Linked DNA regions of Homo sapiens: region 1 is linked to region 2. The links are chromatin contacts, found by Hi-C or POLR2A ChIA-PET in ENCODE. All regions are on one chromosome and are shown on one strand. The core of a region is the stretch at or near the end of the contact, and the rest is flanking DNA. Distances in the headings are between cores, read along the strand shown.

What was found. A loop is a pair of places that touch in the nucleus more often than their neighbours do. ChIA-PET counts read pairs that join two places held with the same protein, here RNA polymerase II (POLR2A). Pooled maps may share reads with other maps.
Region 1: a loop to region 2 is called in a map with no recorded cell type, with 20 times the contacts of the local background. The contact joins the promoter of UPF3A here to the promoter of PCID2 in region 2. A Hi-C loop is called at or near these places in 1 of 37 single-sample maps with no recorded cell type and 8 of 50 pooled maps. POLR2A ChIA-PET finds 5 or more read pairs at or near these places in 3 of 52 experiments (H1, WTC11 and activated CD8-positive, alpha-beta memory T cell).

What each region holds. Positions count from the first base shown.
Region 1 is chr13:114,277,016-114,283,209 of GRCh38, forward strand. It overlaps UPF3A (UPF3A regulator of nonsense mediated mRNA decay), which reads left to right and starts at 4,586. Exons shown (of 10, transcript NM_023011.4): 1 at 4,586-4,831; 2 at 5,006-5,112; 3 at 5,822-5,928. The coding sequence starts at 4,625. It overlaps LOC105370384 (a long non-coding RNA gene), which reads right to left and starts at 4,054. Exons shown (of 4, transcript XR_007063887.1): 1 at 3,088-4,054. RefSeq lists enhancers at 3,814-4,113, 4,567-5,254 and silencers at 4,334-4,603, 4,834-5,013, 5,394-5,603.
Region 2 is chr13:113,204,478-113,209,918 of GRCh38, forward strand. It overlaps PCID2 (PCI domain containing 2), which reads right to left and starts at 4,192. Exons shown (of 14, transcript NM_001127202.4): 1 at 4,122-4,192. The coding sequence starts at 4,157. CUL4A (cullin 4A) reads left to right here and starts at 5,136. Exons shown (of 20, transcript NM_001008895.4): 1 at 5,136-5,298. The coding sequence starts at 5,151. RefSeq lists enhancers at 3,247-3,897, 3,898-4,547 and silencers at 4,082-4,371, 4,632-4,901, 5,002-5,331, 5,392-5,441.

The DNA of each region.
Region 1 (6,194 bases), core at 3,336-5,835, 1.1 Mb after region 2:
AAAAAAACTATAGGCTGGGCGCAGTGGCTCACGCCTGTAATCCTAGCACTATGGGAGGCTGAGGCGGGCGGATCACGAGGTCAGGAGATTGAGACCCTCCTGGCTAACACGGTGAAACCCCGTCTCTACTAAAAATACAAAAAATTAGCCGGGTGTAGTGGTGGGTGCCTGTAGTCCCAGCTACTCAGGAGGCTGAGACAGGAGAATGGTGTGAACCTGGGAGGCGGAGCCTGCAGTGAGCTGAGATTGCGCCACTGCACTCCAGCCTGGGTGACAGAGCGAGACTCCATCTCAAAAAAAAAAAAAAACAAAAAACACAACTATAGCTAAATAATAGTCATATAAAATAAATTGCAGTACTTATCAAATTTCAGTTTAACTTTTGAAAGTCATAGTATTTAAGGTAACAAACTCAGCTATTAACACATTTTATGATGCTTTAAAAAGCTCAAAGAATTGAACAGCTATTGGTGCTAAGTTATAATTGTGTTCTATAAAATAAATGTGATTCACTATTCTTTGTAATTGCTACCTCCTGGTATGTATAAGATAAAGAAATTGAATTTTACCTATTTTCTCACATACTAATTTGGTGACGTATCCTTTTAACTGTTGGCAAATGTTATAGGCTCTCTTGGCCTGTTTTTTATTCCATTATTTTAACATCTTTTGCAGTTTTCTCACATAAGATTGAAAACTGAATCTATGTGAAATAAGCAGGTGTCTATCAGTAATGATATTTAAAATATGTCACAGCTGGATTCCCTGTTTTGTAGGAGCATCTGAAATCAGCCATAGCGGAACAGATGGAAATGCCCCATTTGTTGGGGTCAAGAAGGAAAAGTTCTTACATAGTTTTACACATTTGGCTGGTGATTGATTTTGTGAAAAGATATGTTAAAATTTGTTTGTTTTTTGAGACGGAGGCTCACTGTGTTGCCCTGGCTGGAGTGCAGTGGCGTGATATCGGCTCACTGCAACCTCTGCCTCTCGGACTCAAGCAATCCTCCTGTCTCAGCCTACTGAGTAGCTGGGATTACAGGCTCCTGCCACCACACCCAGCTAATTTTTGTATTTTTAGTAGAGACGGGGTTTCACCATGTTGGCCAGGCTGATCTCAAACTCCTGACGTCAAATGATGCACCTGCTTCAGCTTCTGAAAGTGCTGGGATTACAGGCTTGAGCCACAGCGCCCGGTCTGAAAAGATACGTTTAAAAATTTTATTTTAAAAAGGTGCTACAAGACAATTCTACTAAATCTCTAATCTTTAAACTTTTTTTTAACCTCTTCACTGAGATTAGGAAAAGAATCTTGATATGACTCCTAGGTGATAACTGTATAAACAGACAACACCCCCACTCTTCATCATTCTAATAAAGAGAGAGGATTATATGCTTCATTTGTTTAAAGTCCTTTATTCAAACTCTCCTACTACTAACATCAGAGGACATGTTACTCTACTTTTTCATAAAAACAAACTTGTGTAGTTATTAGAAAGCATCTATTCACGGCATCATTAACAAATTAGGCATTATACAGAAGTGAATTTTCCAGGCAACTGAGGTGCTGCCTTAAACACAAAACTTTTTATCTTAACCTATCTGAAGTGTATTCCCTGTATTTCTACCTTCTGAAGCAGAACAATGATAGCATTCATTTCTTGAGGATCCCCAGGTGTTAACTCTAGTAAATCTTTTAAGGAGGGCTTTGTTCCCCTTCATACTGATGAGGGTCTAGCACTGTTGTATGGTGCATTGAAGACTAGCATTCAGACCCCATCCTGTCTCCATTCATCATGGTGAAAGTCAGGTATCGCGCTGGAAGTTAATGCAGTAATACATTTAGAGACCATGAGTTACCCCACGCTAAATTAGACTCAAACTAATGCGTTTTCATGTTTTCATTTTTAAATGGCTTTTCTGTCTCTCTGTCAGGCATCATGTATGCCTCCCCTGTCTTGAGTTGGGGCTAAAAAATCAAGTGACTGAACTTAAGGTAATTATTTTTAAAACAACTAAAATGAAAGTATTATATTAATAAAGTGCTGAGTTTTTTACATTTATTTTTCCTGCCAGAGCAAAAAAAAAAAAAAAACCATTTAGTTTTCTCATTGATCACTGTTAGAATTTTTCTGGTTTCTGTAAGTGAATGTCAAAAGGTTCAGACACTTGAGTAAGCTGTAATTCGGATCAGCAGCAGTGTTAACACCAGTGTTTAGGCCTCTGAGAGTAAAAACAATGTGTCGTACTGCCAAGTATTGTTCCTGTTACTACCCAATTCTTCAGTATCTCAGGACACAGTTTATCCTAAAAAGGTGTCCTGTTTGCTAACTACAGTGGCTGTGTTATCGTTAAAGGAAATACTGGGAAGTGTTACGGTCACCAGCTTCAAGTCACTGTCATCTACCAATGAGATAGGGGCTACCAAGTAAAATGTAGCCCAGGGCCACATTCACAGATGGAAGTGTTCAGTTAAGCAAAAGTAAAGTTACATACTAAAAGCCCACATGAAGAAGGATTTGGAGATATTTCTTCCTGCTTTGCTTTGGCTGTAAAGTTCTGTACATGTATCAAACAGAGCATTTCAACAGGCTGGCTAATGTGTAGGAAGCTAGCTTTTCTTTGTGATATAATTTGTCATGTAAAATCATAAGCTATTTTACAAGTGTATTTCATTCACTGTATCTTAAAATTCATATGGTTTTATTTAAAGATAATTTCATCAAACAGCTGAATTCTAAAATCCTACCTTTTTTTCAAAATCATTTTTCAGAACTTTGCAATAACAGGAAGTAAAGAATCAGAAGGGTGTTAAAAAATTGACTTGGGGGGAAAAACATTTGGACATTTTGCTGGCTAGGTTTACGAAATATACACATCCAGCAAACATGTGAGTCCCTTTAGGGTACAGTGCAGTGAAGGGAGAAGTGGAAATACTCAAGGTTCTGGGGAAGGTCAAATGAAGGGTCCCTCACATTGGCTGAGGCCAACCTGGCTTCAGAGGTGTGCAGAGGCACCAGGCCGAGAACAGGGCTTTGCAGTGGTGAGGGCAAAACATGAACACAAGAAATACCCTAAGTTACTGACCTGGTTGTGCCTGGTGACAGATGGGACCAGCTCTTTTCTCCATTTGGTAATTTTGGAAAATTTGGCAGAGTTAATAAAGAAATCCCCTTGGTGCAAGATTGCTACAATAAGAATCTATTATAGATGGCAGATGTGAAGTTCACAGTCCTTTTTATTATCCTAACCTAGTAACATGACTAGAGGTAAAATTAAATATTGAGTTAGATGATTGTTTAATATTTTAAAACCAGAGGGAAGACATACAAATAGATTGAGAGCAGTTTCTTTCTAAAGATAATCAGAATATATCTCCTATATTTTAAACACTGCAGGAACAGTCAAAATTTTAAAATAAATGGTTTCCACATTTTTTTATCCCCATCTCTCCCCCTGACTATATAGTAAAATATTTTATTTGGCAACCACGTTTTCCTACTTTTAATCACACATCATCAGAGCTTTTCATCAGCCTAACTAGTCTTCCTACTCACTGAGTTGTGACGAAAGCCTGGTCTAGGCACTTTTACCACGGCCATGTTTTTGTTAAGATCCCTGCAGACTGTGAACTATGAAAACCAGCCCCTGGCCCCGCTTGTGGGTGCTGCAGAGCCGCGTGTGAACTGCTCCTAGGAAACCGCGTCTCTGGGCAGGGTGGCTCTCGGGCCGTGGATCCGCCTAAAAGCTTTTCTGCCAGTGACGCCCTTGGTCTCTGGATGTGTTCACGCCTCAGTGATTTTACTCTCTGGTTTCTTGTGTGTGCTTGAGATTCTTGAGAGAAAGCGTGCTGCAGATGAAAAATGCAGCCTACATGAAAAAGAGAAGGGGAAAGCCATTTTAAAATAACTTCCATGTAAGTTACTGTAATCAAAGTGCTGCTGCCTGTGTGTTCATAAAAAAATATGTGCAAGGGCCCGGAGCGGTGGCTCATGCCTGTAATCCCAGCACTTTGGGAGGCCGAGGTGGGCGGATCACTTGAGGTCAGGAGTTACCGAGACCATCCTGGCCAACAAGGTGAAACCCCGTCTCTACTTTAAAAAAACAAAAAAATTAGCCAGGGGTGGTGGCGCGTGCCTGTAGGTCCCAGCCACTCAGGAGGCTGAGGCAGAGGCTGCAGTGAGCCGAGATCGCGCCACTGCACTCCGGTCTGGGCGACAGAGCGAGACTGTCTCCAAAAAAATTAAGAATTCAAATGTGAACCCGGCTTTCATGGCGCCCCGGCCACGGAGAGCCTGGGGGAGTGGGATAAAAACGGTGCTGGGATGGGAGGGCGGCTTGTCCGCGAACTCCTCCCACCACGCCCGGACCAAAGCCGCCGGCGCCCCGCTTCCGGGGCCGCCCTAAACCGCGGCCGCCGCTCCCTGAGGGGCCGCCTGACCCGGCGGAAAGCCAGGCTGTGTGGCCGGAGGTCACCACCCCGACCCCGACTAGTCCCGCAGCGCCTGACCCCTTCGTGGGCGGCCCCGACCGCCGCGGCTCGAGGAGGGGCGGGGCTGGGGCGGCCGAGCTCTCGCGAGGTTTCGTCGGGGGCTGGCGGCTGCGGCTCGGCGGAGAGTGCGGCATGCGCTCGGAAAAGGAGGGGGCCGGAGGCCTTCGGGCGGCCGTTGCCGCGCGGGGCCCGAGCGGGAGGGAGAAGCTGTCGGCCCTAGAAGTGCAGTTCCACCGCGACTCGCAGCAGCAGGAGGCTGAGACGCCGCCAACTTCGTCCTCCGGTTGCGGGGGCGGTGCGGGCAAACCTCGCGAGGAGAAGAGGACGGCCCTGAGCAAGGTGGGGACGGGGGCGGGGCGCGCAAACCTCGCGAGGAGAGGACGGCCCTGAGTGGAGGGAGGGGAGGGAGGGGAGGGAGGGGCGGGGGCCGGGCCTCCCAGCGCGGTACGCGGTGCCTTTTGAGCTCCTTGTCCACGCTCCGCCCCGGTGGGAACGGCCGCGCGCTCCCCGCAGGTGGTCATCCGCCGCCTGCCTCCGGGCCTCACCAAGGAGCAGCTGGAGGAGCAGCTGCGCCCGCTGCCAGCACACGACTACTTCGAGTTCTTCGCCGCCGACCTGAGGTGAGGCCCGCCCCGAGGGGAGGAAGAGAGGGCGGAACCCAGAGCTCGGCGGCGGTGGCCGTCTCGTTGCCTTACGTTCCTTACCCTGATTTCTCCTATATGGGAGTCGTGTGAGCTTTTTGAATAAATACATTTCAGTAAAACGTGTCCGTTCCGTCAAAGAAAAATACCACCAACAAAGAAACACAGATGTGGTTTACATGAAAAATGCGGATGATTTTCAGACGGCTAACGCTTAGGAAAGCGGGTGCCTTTGAAAGGACCAGCGTTGCCCGCCCGGCGCCTCCCGGGCTTCCCTGCTCGTCCGCGGACGGGGCGCTGCGGGGCCGGGGGGCGCCGGCTCTTCCTGTGGCCTCCACGCTGGTGCCGCAGCCAGTGCGGTTTTAAATACCGGAGAAGGTCCCCAAGTCAGGAGAGTCTCTCGGCGCCACGGGTTCCTCTGGGAGTGCGCCCTGGCCTTGCCTTAGGGTTTCAGCCTCGGAGGACCGGTTCTGGGCAGTGGAGAAGGGACCTGAGTTCTGCCTTGTAAAGTTAACGTTTTGCGTTTGTTTTTGCTAAAGAATATCCAAGTTGTTACAATTAACTGAGATGATTTGGCACAAAAGTTTTATCTAAAGTAGTTTGTTGTGCCCAGAAAAGGAAAAAGAGGCTAAATTAATGGACTATTGTATTTTTCACTGACCATTTTCACTGTTATCTCTTATTTCAGTCTTTATCCTCATCTCTACTCAAGAGCATACATTAATTTTAGGAATCCTGATGACATCCTTCTTTTTAGAGATCGTTTTGATGGATATATCTTCCTTGACAGCAAAGGTTGGATTATTGGTTTTTAAAAATCTATTATAATCTGTAGGTATACTAATGAAGTATTGCTAGAATATTCGTGCTTTTTAAATTATTATTATTTTTTGAGACAGGGTCTTGCTCTGTTGCCCAGGCTGGAGTGCAGCAGCCGCAATCACGGCTCACTGCAGCCTCACACTGCGGCTCAAGCAATCCTCCAGCCTCCTAGGTAGCAGGGACCACAGGCGTGTGCCACCATGATCGGCTGATTTAAAAAAAAAATTGTGTAGAGACGG
Region 2 (5,441 bases), core at 2,942-5,441:
TGGTAGCCCTCCTTTGCCTGTGACCTCCCAGGGTGGTCCCTGCACATATGCAGGGTGATGTCGCCACATCCTGGGCTCTGCTTGGCCACACCTACCTGGGCTGCACCCAGTGTCCCACGGGTGACCTGACCAGAGGAGGGCTCAGTGCCACAGGGCCTTGAGCCCAAGGAGGGCCCCAGCTTGCTTGGCAGGCATGAATGTGTCCCAGGGGTGGTCCTATCAATGCCCCTGCCTCAATGACTAAACTGTGAGAAGACTGGGGATGTGAAGAGGAAAAGCAGGGATGGCAACGGACGGTACTTGCAAGCCCTAAAGGTGCGACTGGCGCCGCAGTGGACACAGGACCCCTAGCAGCCCAGCCACCTGGCCAACTCTTAACAGCTCATGCTGCAGAGCCTTCAGCCCTCAATGGGACCACACAACCAGACTCCAAGTGAGCACCTTCTGAGCGGCACCCCCAGGCCTGGCTCACCAGGGGATGCTCCCTGGCTCTGGCCCCAGGAAGACTTCCTTGTGGTTGCTGCATGCCCCTCACGCCCTCCAGTCTGGTCCACAGGAGGCACCATCTACTCTTGGAACTCATAACTCTTTTAAAAATTCAAAATCATTACAGGTCATGAACCTCTGAAGTCACTTCTGAATAGTCAAACTTTCCAATTCCATAAACTCTTGAAAGACAATATGAAGAACTACTGAAGATTAAGGAGTAAAGTATCTAACTCAAAGCTGATTCCCTAAATAAAGATGTTCACTACACCTGTAAAAAAGAGAGGTGTTCTTGGCAAAAGGAACATAATGAAGAAAATCTTTGGGACAAGAAAGATCATGGGGTGCCACAAGAAGATACCACTCCGCACCCAGCAGGATGGCCATAATAAAAAGAATGGAAAAAAACAAGCATTGACAAGAAAGTGAAGAAATTGCAACCCTCATACATTGCTGGTGAAAATGTAAAATGATGCAGCTAGCTGCTTTGGCATTTCTTTAACAAGTTAAACACAGAATTACCATATGACTCAGCAATTCCACTCTTAGGTATATGCCAAAAAGAATACAAAACCTGCGCAAGAATGTTCACAGCAGCAGCACAACAGCCAAAAAGAGGAAACAACTGAAGTGGTCCATCAACTGATGAATGGATAAACAAAATACTCCATACAATGGAATATCATTAGCCATAAAAAAGAACGACACACTGACACATGTTCCAACACAGATGAACCCTGAAAACATGATGCAAGGGAAAGACACACAAAAGCCACATACTGAAATCACCAGAGTCAGCAAATCCATACAGACAGAGAGCACATTAGCGGTTGACAAGCGCTCGGGAGGGAGGACCAGGGAGTGACTGCTTAATGCTTATGACATTTCCATTTGGGGTGACAAAAAATTCTGGATAATGGTGATGGTTGTGCAATATTGTGAATGTACTTAATTGTGTACTTTAAAATGGTTAAATGGTATATTTTAAGTTATGAGTACTTCGGTGGGGCAATGGTGCATTCAGCATAAGTGAAATAAACCTTCAGACTGGTGATGCCAAGTTAACAGGTAAACATGGACCAGATGATGTGCTAAAGCATTTGGAACTTTCCCTGGAGGAAACAGAGAGTCAATGAAGTTTTAGTAACAGAGGCAGATGCTCAACTCTTCTTCAATAAAATACCAGAACTATCATTTACTAAGTAAATGCATTTACTGTGAATTCATGGTCTTTTTAATTCTCACAACTTATGTGAAGCCTGTTTAGAGATGGAGAGTCACAGAAGTTAGATAACTTGTCATGGTCCCAGAATTAGTAAAAATGCCAGGATTTGGGCTGAAGTCTTATTGTCTTTAAAGTCTATGGTCTCTTTGCTGTGTCTCACTTGGAAAGGGCAAAGTAAAGGAAACCATCAACCAGTACCTGCAGCAGGGCGTCCTGGCTGGGGAGCATGTGGCAACAGATAAAGAAGGGATGGATCTGAGAGACTTCGGAGATACATCCAATTAGGTAAAGGACTATTTGCTGAGACTAAAGGAGGAGTCAATGATTTCCCCCAACTTCCTAGCTTTGATGAATGTGCAAATGATGGTTTTATTCCCAAAGAGATACAGTGACATTGGCACTTATGTTCCTATACAACAAATCAAACATGTGTTACCATGTATAACCGGTTGCCATTCTGTATCGAAGAGGCACCTATTTTCTTAAAATATTCAAGAATCTGTTAATACATAAAACTTAGGTAACATGCCAGTTCAACCAGAAATATTTTTATCCATCAGAATTAGGAGGAAGCGGACTTTTTGCTGTCTCACCCCAGTGGCTACACTGCCCTTTGCGGAGATGTAGGCATGCACATCTCCATAGAAGTCCATCCTGGGCCCAGCCCCTGTCTACTCTCTCTACTTGTTCCCTGGGTCACCCCTTCCCTTCTCAGTCTTTCCCATCATGTGACTACGAAGGAGTCTCAGGTTTGTATCTTTAACCCAAATCTGTCTGTTTAAACTTCAGTTTACACACATAGAGTAGAAGCTCGCTTATCAGTCTCACTTTAACTGACTTGAATTGGAAAAATGACTCTCTCCAATCCCTCCCTGAAATACACGAGCTGATGCCCAAGGTATGATGACGACTTTCAGCAAGTAGGCTTCACTCTAATACATCGCAAGCTTTTGCCAGCTAAGTTGTATGTGTTCTCATATCCAGATGTGTTTGTTCTCAAATCTATTTTTGCTACCCGAACCTGTTATGGTAGTTATGTACTTTTAAGCTCATCAATGAAATATGAATGCAAAAGGAAACAGTTGTTTCTCTATAAGCTAAGTTGTATGTTTTTAAAAGGCTCACTTGAGTTTGTTAAAAAAATAATTAGGTATGGGGGAAAAATTGTAAAAGATTAAGAAAATTCTAAAGATAATCGTATCAAATTGGTTCTTAAATGCCTATATCCTTGTTTAACTTTAAATAAACTGATATTGGAAAATGTTAAGTCTGCTAAGATTAGGCCAAAACAGACACAGCCTAAAGAAAAGGCCCTGGGCTTACATCAAAAGATTGGCAAGTATAGAACTTGAGGTAAGTGGTGTAAAAAAAAAATTGGCAAGTGAATGTATACTTTCATGTTTTAAGTTAAAAACATACATCCATTTCTTCGTGATTCCTGTTTTAACCAGTTTTCTCAATTAACCAAGCAACTGCTGGGCCCAATCATGTCAGACTTTTCAGCTATCAAGTACGTATCTTTACCCAGTTGTCAACAGACACCTCAAACTCAACATGCCCAAAACTTTATTTCTCCCTCCAAATCCACTCTATTCATCTTTTTCCCAGATTACAAGCCTGGGAATCATTCTTAACTCCTCCGTGTCCCTCAGCCCACCCATTCTTATTCACCACGTCTTGGTAATGTTTCCTTCAAATATTTTAAAAATCCATTCCCTATATTTCCTATCCCTGTTACCACAGTGCTGGTTCTGAAGACAGGCATAGTTTAGTGGAAAGAATATGCGTTGAATCTTTACAAGTGTCCATCTTTTAACTGTGCTTCTGCTACTTACAAGCTGTTGAACAACATCTGTCAGACGCATGTACCGAGCGATATGAAGTGTGCATTGTGCTCGGAGAGTGAAGGGCGTTAAACGACAGCGAGGACGAGGGGCACGAGCCCGGCCTGCAGCACGGCCACAGCCTCGCGCTTACTCCTCCATCGCCTCCTGGAGTCCCCGAATTCATCCCGCATCCTGCTGGGAAACAGCGTCCATCCGACACAGCACCGCCCACAGCGGGCCCTCGGCGTGGCCCGCAGGCCCTTCGGACCGCCTGGGAGCGCGGCCACACGTGCCAGCAAGTGAGGGCAGCGACCTGGGACCGCCGCGTCTACTTACACCGCGACGACTCCGCGATCCACGGACACCGCCCGGCCCCCACGGCGGCCCTGCAGGGGAGAACTCGGGCCGCCTTCCCGAGTCCCGGCCGCCGCTGTTCGGCTCGCGCGGCTGCCCGCCGGGGACCCGAACGGAAGAAGGGTGGCGAGGCGGGAAAGGAAAAGGCCTGAGGGTCCAAGGCAGGAGGGGACACACGGAACACGCCGAGGGCCAACCACGCCGCCGCGCGCTCCCCGGCTAGGACCCACCTGCTGCAGGTACTGGTTAATGGTAATGTGCGCCATGGGAGCGCCGCCGAACGGAGAGCGCCACCCCCTACGCCTCAAGCGGGCCAGCTGGCGTCACTTCCGGCCCTCGGTCCGTCTGGGTCCTGGCGCCCCCGGCCCCGCCGCGGGTGCGCAGGTTGGTTCCGGAGGGAGAACCTGGGGACCGGCTCGGCGACGCGCTCGGGCTGAGGGGGCCCGGGGTCTTTCTGCCGGGGCCCCGTCCTCTCAGCCGGGACGCCAGCGGCTCTGATTGTGTGTTCGGGCCCGCCCGGGCTGAGGGGTTTGGGGTCCAGTGGCGAGGACAGCCCCACGGCTAAACTGCCTTTCACTGCGCTGACCCTTCGTCTGCCCCTTGTGAAAACCAGGCCGCGGAGGACCCTCCGCGCCTGGCTGGGCCAGGGCCTCGGGGCGCGCGCGCCCGAGGAGGGGGAGGGGGAGGGACATGGCGCGCGCTCCCGAGCTCTCATAAGGTGCCTCCGCCGCGCGCTCCCGAGCCTGCAGGAGTTAGGGCACGTCCCGGCGCGCACCCCTGAGCCCTCGAGGTGGTCTCACGCCCGGGGTGGGGGTGCCGAGCCCTCAGGAGGCGCGCGCCCCGGGGCCCTCAGGAGGGTGTCCCGGCTCCCGATCCCCTCAGGAGGGGTGCCCGCGGCACGCATCCCCGAGCCAGGAGGGGGTGCCCGGAGCCCTGGGGGCAGGGTCTCGGTGCGCCCCCCGGAGCCGGGGGTGAGGGTCCCGATCCCTCAGGACGGGAGTCCCGGCGCGCGCCCTCGAGCCAGGAGGGGGTGTCCGAATCTCTTAGGGGGAGTCCGATCCCTCAGGAGGGATTCCCGGCGCGCGTTCCTAAGCCCTCAGGAGTAGCCGGGCGCGGCGGCGGTTGGGCTCGGGCACGCGGGCGGGGCGGGGCGGGGCGCGCGAGGAGGACGGGGCGGAGGCCGCGCGGACCGGGGCGGGCGGAGCGGAGCTCGGCGGGCGGCGGCGCTCGGGGCGGGGCGCGGCGGTTCCGGCCCAGCCATGGCGGACGAGGCCCCGCGGAAGGGCAGCTTCTCGGCGCTCGTGGGCCGCACCAACGGCCTCACCAAGCCCGCGGCCCTGGCCGCCGCGCCCGCCAAGCCGGGGGGCGCGGGCGGCTCCAAGAAGCTGGTCATCAAGAACTTCCGAGGTGGGTGCGGCGGCCGGGTCGAGGGCCAGGCGCCCCGGGCGGGGACCCCACGAGACCCCGCCCGACTTGGGGGGAAGGCCCCGAGATCCGTGCGGGCCCCGGGAGCGGGGGCGCCGGGGCGCCGGCCGGGTCGGGGGTGGCTA